Linked DNA regions of Homo sapiens: region 2 is linked to region 1. A link is a loop called in an ENCODE intact Hi-C map of the cell type or tissue named here. Cell type or tissue: mammary epithelial cell. All regions are shown on one strand. Links, peaks and the distances in the headings refer to the core of each region. The heading gives the core; the rest is flanking DNA. Region 1 overlaps MICAL2 (microtubule associated monooxygenase, calponin and LIM domain containing 2). Region 2 has its middle 96 kb from the start of PARVA.

Region 1 (6,941 bases), core at 1,428-5,427:
TGTTTTTTTTTAATCAAATCTCTAACACCATCAACTGAAAGATATACCATTATTTCATGTACCCTCAAGAAAGAAAAAGAGCTGCCAATTAAACTGTGGCACAATGCTTTGCCATTGCTTAAAATTTTTATTCTATATTTTCTGAATTTTTTAAGATTTTAGACATACTTTTTTTATTTTATATCACTCTTGCATATATATAAAAGTAAATTGGTTAAGGCATTTCTAAAACTTCGCTTTCAGAATCTAACTCTTCTGAATCACTTTTTGACTGAGATTCATCAATGTCCATGGTTTTCTGACTCACTGTTCTCTTCTAGTCAGGTGGGGATGTATTTCTTCATCTCTCTTGTCCCTGGAATTTTTTCCAGCTGCTGACACCCATTATGTCAGTTCTGGTGTTTTCTTGATTTTACCAGAAGGCATCAATGAAAGTTTTTTTGTTAACAACCAGGACTCACATTCCTTCCTTAAATGGTCCTTAAAAGTATTGGCTCCTGAAATGTTTTAGATCATGGTTGTTCAGATATGCCACCAGGAATGAGTCAAATTTCCATATGTGAGGCGGTGACAGCTATGCCACAGCTGCATCCCGGGAGAGATCGTTAGGTTTCAGGGGGTTTTAAGACACATTCTGCTTTCAGACATTTTATAATGGGAAAAATGCATTTCTGATCAGTGAAATACGTTATTTAAAGACAGCCCTCTGTTTCTCTCCTGCATCTTCTTCCAGATTAACAACCCACAGTGTGGGTTCAGGATTTTTACCTTCTCTGTGGTTTTCCTCTGAACATGCCTTAGTTTGTTCAGATCTTTTTATACAGCGAAGGCAGTGTCCAGACCATATATTGTATTTATGGTATGAGGACAGCAGAAGAAGGGAGCTATCACCTCCAGTTCCGGACATTCTGCTTCTCTTAATGCAGCCCAAGACTCTATGAGCTTTGCTGGCAGCAGCATCACATCACAGACGTTACTGCTGACTAGGTCTTTTTAACATGTGCTGTTGCTAAGCTGCTTCTCCCCTGTCCTAAACTTGTGTGGCTTTAGAATTTAAAGGCAGAGCCTCCTATTTTGCTCCTGCTTGATTCAGAATGATCATTCCTGTTAAGTTTCAACTTGTTAAATTCAGTGCAGCCCTGTTCCATTGATCAGAATCCTATTTAAGTATGCCTTCCACAGCGTCACCCAAGTCATGATAAATGCTTATCGAAGGGACCCCTCTGTCACACTCCTGGAGACCTCCCCTCAGTGGACTTGCGATCTTTGACCGACTGACTTTGGGAAGAGTGATTGAAGCCGCCCCTAGCCTAGTCTCTGTCCTTTTGCTTCTCTGACCTAAGACGCCTTTCTGAAGCTAGATAGGCCATGCCCATTGCAGTTCTGCATCTACTATCAAGTGCTTCATCAAAAAGGACATGAACAGCCTTAACGTTACGTGTTCTCAGCTCCTCGAGGGCTCCAAGGTTGCTTTCAGCTGTTCCTGGGCTGCTCCCCAGAGATTGCACCAGGCAGCTTAGCATCTCATCTGTGAACGTTTTCCGTGCTCTGGGAGGTCACTTTCCCGGGCTAGGGGACTTGAAGTCATTGCAAATGTCTAAATATCCTTTTTAAAAAACAAAACAAAAACACTAAACCCCTATCTCCACTCTACTCTTCATTCCAGTGTTGGTTCTTTGCTCCCCTGTCCTGGTCTCCTCAATTGTTTGGCTGGAGTTGCATTCAGAGTCCAAGTCATTAACTTCCTCCACCTCGCATCTAGCAGCTCTTCTGATCTCCCAGCCACTTGAAGTCTGTGTTCTTTGAGTCTCCAGCACCAACTTCCCCTTCTTGGTCTTTTGCTAATTTCACAGGAAATGATTGTTTTTCCTCCACAGTTCCTGTGTCCTTCTGGTCACTAACCCATTCCACCATTGTTGTGGGAATTAGGGAACTAGGTTAGTCCCTGTTTCTATGGACACATCCTCTCTCTTCTAGATGATGAAACTCTCTGCAAAGCCAGGCTTAGCCTTTAGCCACTGGGGCTTCCTGCGCTCTCAGGGTGTCTGATCTCAGCCCCACCCGCCAGAGCTCATCTCTGGCTAGCCTGGGATCTGTATCAGCAGCAGCCCAGTGGGGTCCATTTCCATCGTATCTCTATGCCTTAGTTCTTCCCTTCTCACCCATGTGTTCTCCAGAATATTTCTCTTTATTTCATGGGCTTTTCACATAGCTGTACATCTTTTTTTTGAGACGGAGTCTCGCTCTGTCACCCAGGATGGAGTGCAGTGGCGCGATCTCGGCTCACTGCAACCTCCGCCTCCTGGGTTCAAGTGCTTCTCCTGCCTCGACCTCCCGAGTAGCTGGGAATACAGGCATGCACCACCATGCCCTGCTAATTTTTTTGTATTTTTAGTACAGACGGGGTTTCACCATGTTAGCCAGGATAGTCTTGATCTCCTGACCTCGTGATCTGCCCGCCTCGGCCTCTCAAATTGCTGGGATTACAGGCGTGAGCCACCGTGCCCGGCATCTTTTTTTTGTTATGTAGAGACACTCTATCTCTCTGCCCTGTCCCAAGTCTAGTCCTTTAAAAGATAAAGCCTGGGTGCAGAGAAGTGTGTCTAGTCTGCTATCAGTTAATGTAAACAAAAGGACACATATTTATATTTGTGTATATATGCATAATCACGGTCCGGAAACAGACACAAGCAACTGATAATAGTGGTGACCTGTTTTAGAGTGGGGACGTGGTAGGTAGATGGGGACAGGAGTAGGAGGGAAACTTTTTCTGAATACTTTTGTATTCTTTTGACTTTGGAATCCGGTGCAAGTATTTCTTATTCAGTTTTTTTTTTCTTTAAATAACAGATAATCTGGGATGCCTGATTGGCTAATGTGAACTGGTGAGGCCATGTGGAGTGAGTGACTCACCTGCTTGAGTCAGGGCTCTGCAGCCTCCTACCCACCTGGGCCTCAGCTCCTCAGGTGTAAAGCTGGCTGGTCCCAGCCCACTTACCTTGCAGAGGGGACTCAGGGAGGCCCTCCTGCAGAGCCTGGCATAGGCCAGCACATGGAGGGTCTGTAGTAAACAGGGCCTCTCCCTCAGAAGTCATGTGGGATTTTAGGACCATTACAGTAAACTGTAATCTCGGTTTAGTGATAGCTGGTGCTCAAAGCGTGCACCTGAGCCTCATGTTGGTTTTCTGCTGTCAGTCACTTAAAACTTACACCATGGTTTTTTCCTCTTGTGAACTCCAGTATTTAAGGAGATTGGAAGCTCTGAATCTCTGGGTTTGCCTGGAAGAAGTATGTACTTTGCTTTGCCAGACCTGAGATGCTTTACAAATCATCTCGTCTGCCCAGTTCAGTGGAGTGAGATTAGAATAGGTCTAACATCCTTTGAAAACATAGGCCCATGGTGAGGTTTGCAGGTAACTGAGATCACAGCTGGCTCTGAAGAAAAAATGCAGCCTCTTGGGAGTGGCCAGTCCAGGTACCTATAATTGAGGAAGTGACCTGATTGGGGAGGTGACTTATTTACCCTGGGCAATTAAGAAGCATTTATTGAACACCTACTATGTGCCCTAGGCTCTGTGCTGTGGGGATGACAAGATGCATAAGGCTCAACTTCTCCTCCTAAAGTATTTACAGTGGGCTTGGGAAAGCAAGGCTTATGTGTGTAAAAAAAAAAAAAAAATTAAGTAACAGGAGATTTTCGCAACAGTTCAGCTCAATCATAGAAGAAAAACCACAAGGTAGTTCATGACTAATGTCCATCTGCCTGAAGGAGGCAGCGGTGGGTGTGGGGAGTGTTTTCTGTGGGCTAGGGAGGGCCTGGAAAGCTTCCTGGAGGAGGGAGCAGAGGTGGCGGCAGCAGCAGCATTTGATCTGGATCCTGATGGGTAGTTGCAGTGCAGATGGATAAGTTGGGAGTAAGAAGAGAGCATCTCTAGTGGGTGTTGAGGCCAAGAGAAATGGGGAATTGCCTGCTTTGAAGGTGGGCAGCGGGAAATGAGGCTAGGCAGGTGAGTTTAGGACAGATGCAAAGAGGCTTTAATGAGAGAGAGATTGAGTTGGAGTGTGTTTAACTTCAGAACAGGGATGGGAGGATGAAGGCCCAGGGTCTCACAGGGAACTCTTGTAAATCTCAGGAAGATAGGCAAGAAAGGGTCTAGCTCCAGGACATTTCAGTCTAGGCATCTCTAGCCTCCAGCCTCCTGGAGCCATTCTTTCACCATTGCTCTATGGGGACATTTTCTTCTTAGGCATTTTACATGTCTGCTCATTCATTCATTCAGCAGGTATTTATGAGCTCTTACTCTGTGGCAGGCACTGCTCTCAGTGCTGGGTTGCAGCAGGGAAAAAAACAAAACAAGATAACATCCCTTGCCACATTCCCAGAAGGGGAGAGGGACAATAAACAAGTGAGCTAAATGCGTGGGAGGCCAGGTGATGAGAGGTATGGTGGAGAAAATCAAAGCAGGGAAGGAGATGGTGTGTGCTGCATGGAGAGGGGAGCAGCTCGGGGAGGGCTGTAATTTTAAACAGAGTGGTTAGAGAAGGTTTCACTGACTCACCCTGTCACTGGGACTTTGGGAGCACAGGGAAGGAGGCAAGGCCAGATCCTACTGGGATCTTGAGCCCACAGTTGATCCTCTTCGACCTGTTGGGGGTCTTTGACTAGGCAGTAGGGAGTCTTTGAGTGCTCTTGAGCAGAGGAGTGACATGTGTGGGGAGATCTCCCTAGTGGCTTTGTAGGGGATAGGATATTGGCGGCTGAGACAGGGGAGCAGAGATTCAGGAGGAGATGACCACTGTAGACTAAAAAAGTCTACTCATTTGACACTTTCCTCACTGTGCTGCAAGCTCCACATCTGTAAATGGAGATAAAATGGTACTTACCATTTCAGGCACGTTTTCAAGAGGATGAAGTGGGTTACTGAATGTAGAATACTTAGACTAGCACCTGACATATAATAAGTGCCTAAAAATATTGTCTTGCTCTACTATCTGTCCCTCTGTCTGCATATACGTATGTGTGTGTAAAATTAATGTGTTAGGGACATCCTTTCTTGTCCTGAAGCCAAGTCAAATGAAGAAAATAATGGCGCTTTTCAGGATTAAATGAGATCATCCATGTTGTGGGTGTAGGTTAGTGGCAGATGAAAACCAGGTGAATACTAGTTAAAAGTACTACTGTTACCACCAGATCTTACCTTGAAGAAAATGATTTTGCAATGGAAATCCTTTGTAAAGTCTTCCTATTTAACAGTTGTTTATCAAGACTGCAACATGCCAGGTGCTGCACTAGACACATCCCATTTCATCTTTGCAATAACTGCCCAAGATAATAAGTGTTAACCACATCTTACAGATGAGGAAGCAGAAGCCCTGGACTAAGACTTGACAAGGTCACATAGCTGGTAAATGGCAGAGCTGGGATTAATCCATGAGTGTTCCATTGTGTAAATGTAAACATTGACATATAGGTTCTCATATCAGTCTCCCTTGGTATTAGGTACCCACAAAGAGGTGCAGGGAGAGCAGAGGCATGGCCAATTTCCAGGACAGATCGGGGCAGTGTGAATGTAGTGGGGAAAGCATGGGTGGGAGACACTGTGGGTGAAACAGTACCTTTCTTCAATGACTCAGCCCTGCAGGCTTTATCAGAGCCTTTCAGCCACCCTCTCAGAGTCTATCTGAAACCCATTTTGGTTTCCCAAAAGGAGCAGAGCCTGACAAGTTCAAATCCTGGCTCCAGCACTTACCAGCCATGTAAGTCCAAGATAGAAGTCAATTTCTTTGTGCCTCAGTTTTGTCATCTGCAAACTTGCTTCATAGGGTTGTTATGAGAATATCAGAGAAGCTATGTCAACACTTAGAACAGTGCCTGGCCCATAGCAAGCACTCTGAAAGAGTTATTATTATGTTAACAATTCTTATATTATTTTTATATTATAGTATTATTGTAAGTGCCTTCTTAATCTCTGAGGTCAGGGTAGAATGTCCATCCTCTCTGCAGGATCATTCTGTAACACATTCTGTTTTGCCTTATTATATAGATGTGGGTGTAGGTCTCCCCTTTACAAGACCATGAATAGAATTCAATCAGCATCTTTCTAAAATCCCTGAAGACTTGTGCCTTGTCCTAGAAGCTGTCAATAGAGACTTGGGCCAAAAGAAGTGATTCTTGGTTTTCTTTTACCCTTCAAGCCACATATTCTGACCTGAAGACCCCACCTCTCAGGATTTGGAAAATGTCTGATATTTCCAAAGGTGCTTTACAGTTTGCCAAACACATTCCCATTCATATTTCATTTGGTCTTCACAGTTACCCTGTGCGGTTACTGGGTACTGTCCCCATTGAACAGGTCAGGAGACTGAGGCTCTGCAGGGTTGAATAACTTGCTCCAAAACGTGCAAGTGGAAGGTAATGAAACACGCACCCCCCTTCCTATCCCAGAAAGCTTTGTTCTGGAGTTTCAGATTGACTCTTCCCCTAAAGCCATTCATCATTTCCCCCTTAGCCCTTTTCCTAAAGAGGACTGGGAGGAGGTCATGTGGTGACCAGCCGACCTTTATACAATTCTACTCTGTTTCTTCTTCTTCTTCTTTTTTTTTTTTTTTTTTTGGTGGTCCTCAATTACGTGGACAGTTTTTCATTTGTTTTTCTCTTAATTTTATGATTCATTTATTTATATGAGACAGGGTCTCACTCTGTCACCCAGGCTGGAGAGCAGTGGTGGGATCATAGCTCACTGCAGCCTCAACCTCCTGGGCCCAGATGATCCTCCCAGTTCTGCCTCTGGAGTAGCTGGGACTTCAGGTGCACGCCACCATGCCTGGCTAATTTTTTCTTTTGTTTTTAGTTGAGACAGGGTCTCCCTGTGTTGCCCAGGCTGGTCTCAAACTCCTGGACTCTAAGTTATCCTTCCATCTTGGCCTCCCAAAGTGCTGGG
Region 2 (4,000 bases), core at 1-4,000, 160 kb after region 1:
ACACATGGAACTCGGCTACTGAGGGTCTCAGACCGTATCCATAAATTCATGTCCTCAGGTCAGGATGCCAAGGCAGGCCTCCAGCTGCTACTCCCACATCACATACTTCCCTCTGGGAACAATCAGTGAACAGGACTGGGGCACCATGACCAGCCAGGCTTGGGCACTCTGATGGATAGGGGGTCTGCCATAGACACAGGTGGACGAGTGGCAGTGACCTTGTGGAAGGAACCCTGCTGGATTTCCATGTACAGAGAGTGTGTGGATATATATAGTTTCACTAACACATCACTGCTTGAGCAGTTTTGTACTTTCCCATCCTGGAACTGCGTGTGCTTGGGCTGCCCCTCTGTCTAGGACACCCTGCCTCCACTTCTTTGCCACTTGAATTCCAGTTATTTAAGGCCCATGTTAAATACCACCCACCCCTCACCCCCACCCAGGTAGAATTTTCCATTCCCTCATCCATTCCATGGGGAAGAGAGCAGTATTTAAATGCCTGAAGTTTCGGGACCAAGTCCCTAATGATGAGCTTATCTGACCAGAGAGACCTTAGGAGTCATGCTCCGGGGCAGGTGCAGGTGAGCAGAGCAGGCTTTATTCAAACAGCTCCTCATGCATTGCTGGGCCCCTTCTGCTCTGAGCCAAGCCTGTATTGTTCTGCTCTGGCTGCCATAACAAAGCACCACAGACTGGGTGGCTGAAACAACAGAAACGTATTTTCTCACTGATTTGGAGGCTGGAAGTCTGAGATCAAGGTGTGGGCAGGGTTGGTTCCTACTGGGGGATTGGAGGGAAGGATCTGTTCCAGGCCTCCCTCTTTAGCTTGTAGATGGCATCTTCCTGTTTGCATAGTGTTTTCCTTCTGTGCCTGTGTGTGTCCACATTTCCTCTTCTTAGAAAGATATCAGGTGCATGGGACAAGGGCCCAGCCTAACAACCTCATTTTACCTTAATGACCTCCTTAAAGGCCTTATCTCTAGATGCAGTCATATCTGAAGGTACTTGGGGTTAGGACTTCAGCATATGAGTTTTCAGGAATACAATTCAACCCATAACAAAGTCCGAAGCTGGGCTCTGGGCACACAGGACTAAGCCCAGGCCCCCCAGGTGCGCTGGAGCAGTCCTGGGCAGGACGCAGTGTGGGTGTGTTGGGGCATGGGTTCCAGGCCCCCTGACTCACCCACCCACTCCTTCCTCCTTCCAGCTCTGACACAGAGTCTGACTATGGTGGCAGCGAGGGCTCCCACACAGAACCCTGTGAAGAGAAACCCTGGCGGCCAGGATCCCCGCATCTACCGCACACGTCCCTAGGGGAGGCCCTGAGCAGGGCAGTCTCTCCACAGTGCCCTGAGGAGCCCAGAGCTGTGCACGGTAAGCAGAGAGCCCACCAGGCTTGATTCTGGGAAGTGGGGAGGGAACAGAGACCCCCACAGCTGAATTTCCCTCTTGGAGGACCAGGTGACAGGAAGCCTCGCCCTCAGGCTTCAAGGCGGTGGGGCTAGGACCTTTGGGGAGTGGGACGCAAGTGGCAGTGAAGGGACTTGAACCAGGCCTGGCTTCCCTCTCCATGAGAAGCTTTGGAATCCCAGTGGGGAAGACATCACGGGGACTGGCTGGCTGTGGTTGGTCACAGGCTGGCAGGGATCAGGGGCCCGCAGGTCTCTCTTGCCTGGAGTGATCGCTCTCCTGCCTCCTGTATGGGCACCTCCTTAGGGGCCCCTCCAGCATCCCATAGCCCCTGAGGGAAGGGAGCTGGGTCCAGCTGCTGTTGGACAACATGCAGCCCTGGATGGCATCATCTCCCTGGGACCACCTGCACAGCACCGGGGCCATTACCAGTGTTTGGGGCTTGTGGGATGCACCCAAACTTCTACACAACAATTAATACACTTTTACTGCATACCTGTAATGGGCCAGGACTTTTCCCATACGTGTGGTCATCCCAGGATGACCCTGTGGGGTAACTAGTGCGAAGCCTGTTTCACAGGTGAGCAAACAGGCTGAGTGGTCTCCCGAAGTCTCAGCCAGTGCTGGTGCCACCCTCCAGCCACCACTGCCCAAGCTCTGGCTTACTAAGAGGTAGCTGTCTTTAGCAGCCCAGCTTGTGTTTAATACAAAGTTGACCTGGAACTGAGTGTTTTGATTCAGTCAACAATTTGGGACCAAATCGTCTGATTTATGGGTAACTTCTGGACGAGCCTGGGAAGAAACAGTCTAACCTGACGGAAACTTGCTGCCCAATGGCCCCACAGCCTTAGTTGCCCTGGGAGAGCTGGAGCTCAACTTGTCCTGCATCGCCACCTGGTGGTCATGAGCAGAATTGCCACCTGGTCCGTGAAATGTTTTCAGGAGTGATGGTTTCCCAGGAAGACGAGGGCTGGGGCGGAAAGAACTCATATAGATATTTTTAAATCCTGGAATTGTTGAATTTACTCTAGAAATGTTGAATTTTACCCTCATTTTTTAAAAAAGTGACACTTTTTAAAAAGGACAGATTATCATCCAAACACATTTGTTAAGTACCATTTGTGGGGCTGTGCAGAAAGGCTCAGCACTGGCACTGAACTGAGTACTCTCCTGTGCCCAGCTGGGTCCAGCCCCACCTCTGGTTACTGCGTGGCCTTGGTGTACCCTTCCATCCCCCTGGGCTCCAGCTCCCCATTTCCAGATATGAAGTTGGCCTGCCTTTCATCCCTTCCCTCCATTTCCCCTCCAATTGCCAGACGGTTTTAGGCAACTTACAAGAAAAACATAAAACAAAATTGTACATTTATAAATATGAAAGATCAAGCCTCAAAATCAGGTCTAACAAAACCAGTTTAGGAGGGATAGACCCCAGAGAGGCAGACCATAATCCTAAACAGTTGCTCTAATTGAATCATAAGTTTGATTCTGAGTTTTCTAGCTTCCAGCATTTAAAAGGAAACACAGAACATCGTTACTCTCATTGTTTATGAGGAAAACATATATTGGTTTGCAGCAGGTCTCTGAGTAGGCACAACTTCTCCTAATGCTTAACTCTGTAGTTTCTGGCTCATACCAAATAGATGATATTGAGAAATGTGTTCGATCATGTCTTAACAGTTCCTCAGAAAATGCAGCCTTAGTATTCTCGAGGCTGTTTCTTACAGCAACCCTTGCTGGAAGGTGAGGGCATGACAAAAAAACATGACTCAGTGATAGCAGTTTTCTTAGCGGGATGGGGTTGTGTTGGGAGACTAGTTGGGTTGGGTAGTGAAGCCAAAGCATTTTGTTTCTGACAGTCCAGTTTAACGCCAGAATAAAATACAGAGTAGGTAAGTGGGTAGAATGCGTGACTCTCAAACAATTCTTTGTCGAGTTAGTCTTCATCAGTCATTGTTTTATCATTGCTAGGTGGACCACATTGTACAGTTAAGCTCTCTGGCACAGGTCTAAGTGCTGTGCTTTGTGCTGCTGGTTATGGTAACCCCATCACTTTACCAAATAATGCAGGGTTGACCCTTTGTGTGGGTTTTATGGAGCTTCATTAACCACAATTCTCACCTGGATAAATGCCTCCAAGGTAGACCAAGGGAATGCCAGACAAGACCAGGATATTGCTTTGAAAAGACTCCTGGTTGCAGTGTGGAGTTTAAAAAAAAAAAAAAAAAAAGACTCTACGTTGGTCCAGCCATGCTCATAGAAGCATTATTCACATTAGCCAAAAGGGGGAAACAAATCAAATGTTCAACAGACAAATGGATAAACAAAACGCAGTATATCCATACAGCAAAATGTTATTCAGACTTTAAAAAGAAGGGACTCTGACATGTGCTACAACTTAGATGAACCTGCAAAGCATGCTGCTAAGGGAAATAAGCCAGTCATAAAAGGACATACATCAGTTTGGGATGAGGGCAGAGTTCTGGAGATGGGTGGTGGTGAGGTGGTGATGGCTGCACAGCAGGGTAAGTGTACTTAATGTCACTGAAATCTAGACTTAAAAATGTATAAGTAACAATTTTTATATTATGTA

What was found. Hi-C counts contacts between places; a loop is a spot of excess contacts. Peaks named below come from ENCODE experiments on the same cell type or tissue, not always from the same donor. Only the 100,000 strongest peaks of a DNase experiment are listed, where the experiment ranks them.
Region 2: a loop joins it to region 1, with 3 times the contacts of the local background. A loop is called at or near these places in 7 of 110 quality-filtered maps.

Annotation. Positions count from the first base shown.
Region 1 is chr11:12,123,043-12,129,983 of GRCh38, forward strand. The region is part of intron 1 of MICAL2 (microtubule associated monooxygenase, calponin and LIM domain containing 2); the gene reads left to right. Among named protein-coding and RNA genes, the nearest start is that of MICAL2, 16 kb to the left of the region's middle. In mammary epithelial cell, for the core only: a CTCF peak has its summit at 3,766 (motif pointing right); DNase peaks (open chromatin) are centred at 2,919 and 3,739; H3K27ac peaks cover 3,463 bases.
Region 2 is chr11:12,279,726-12,283,725 of GRCh38, forward strand. It overlaps a transcript of MICAL2 not described here. Among named protein-coding and RNA genes, the nearest start is that of PARVA, 96 kb to the right of the region's middle. In mammary epithelial cell, for the core only: a CTCF peak has its summit at 2,310 (motif pointing left); a DNase peak (open chromatin) is centred at 2,276.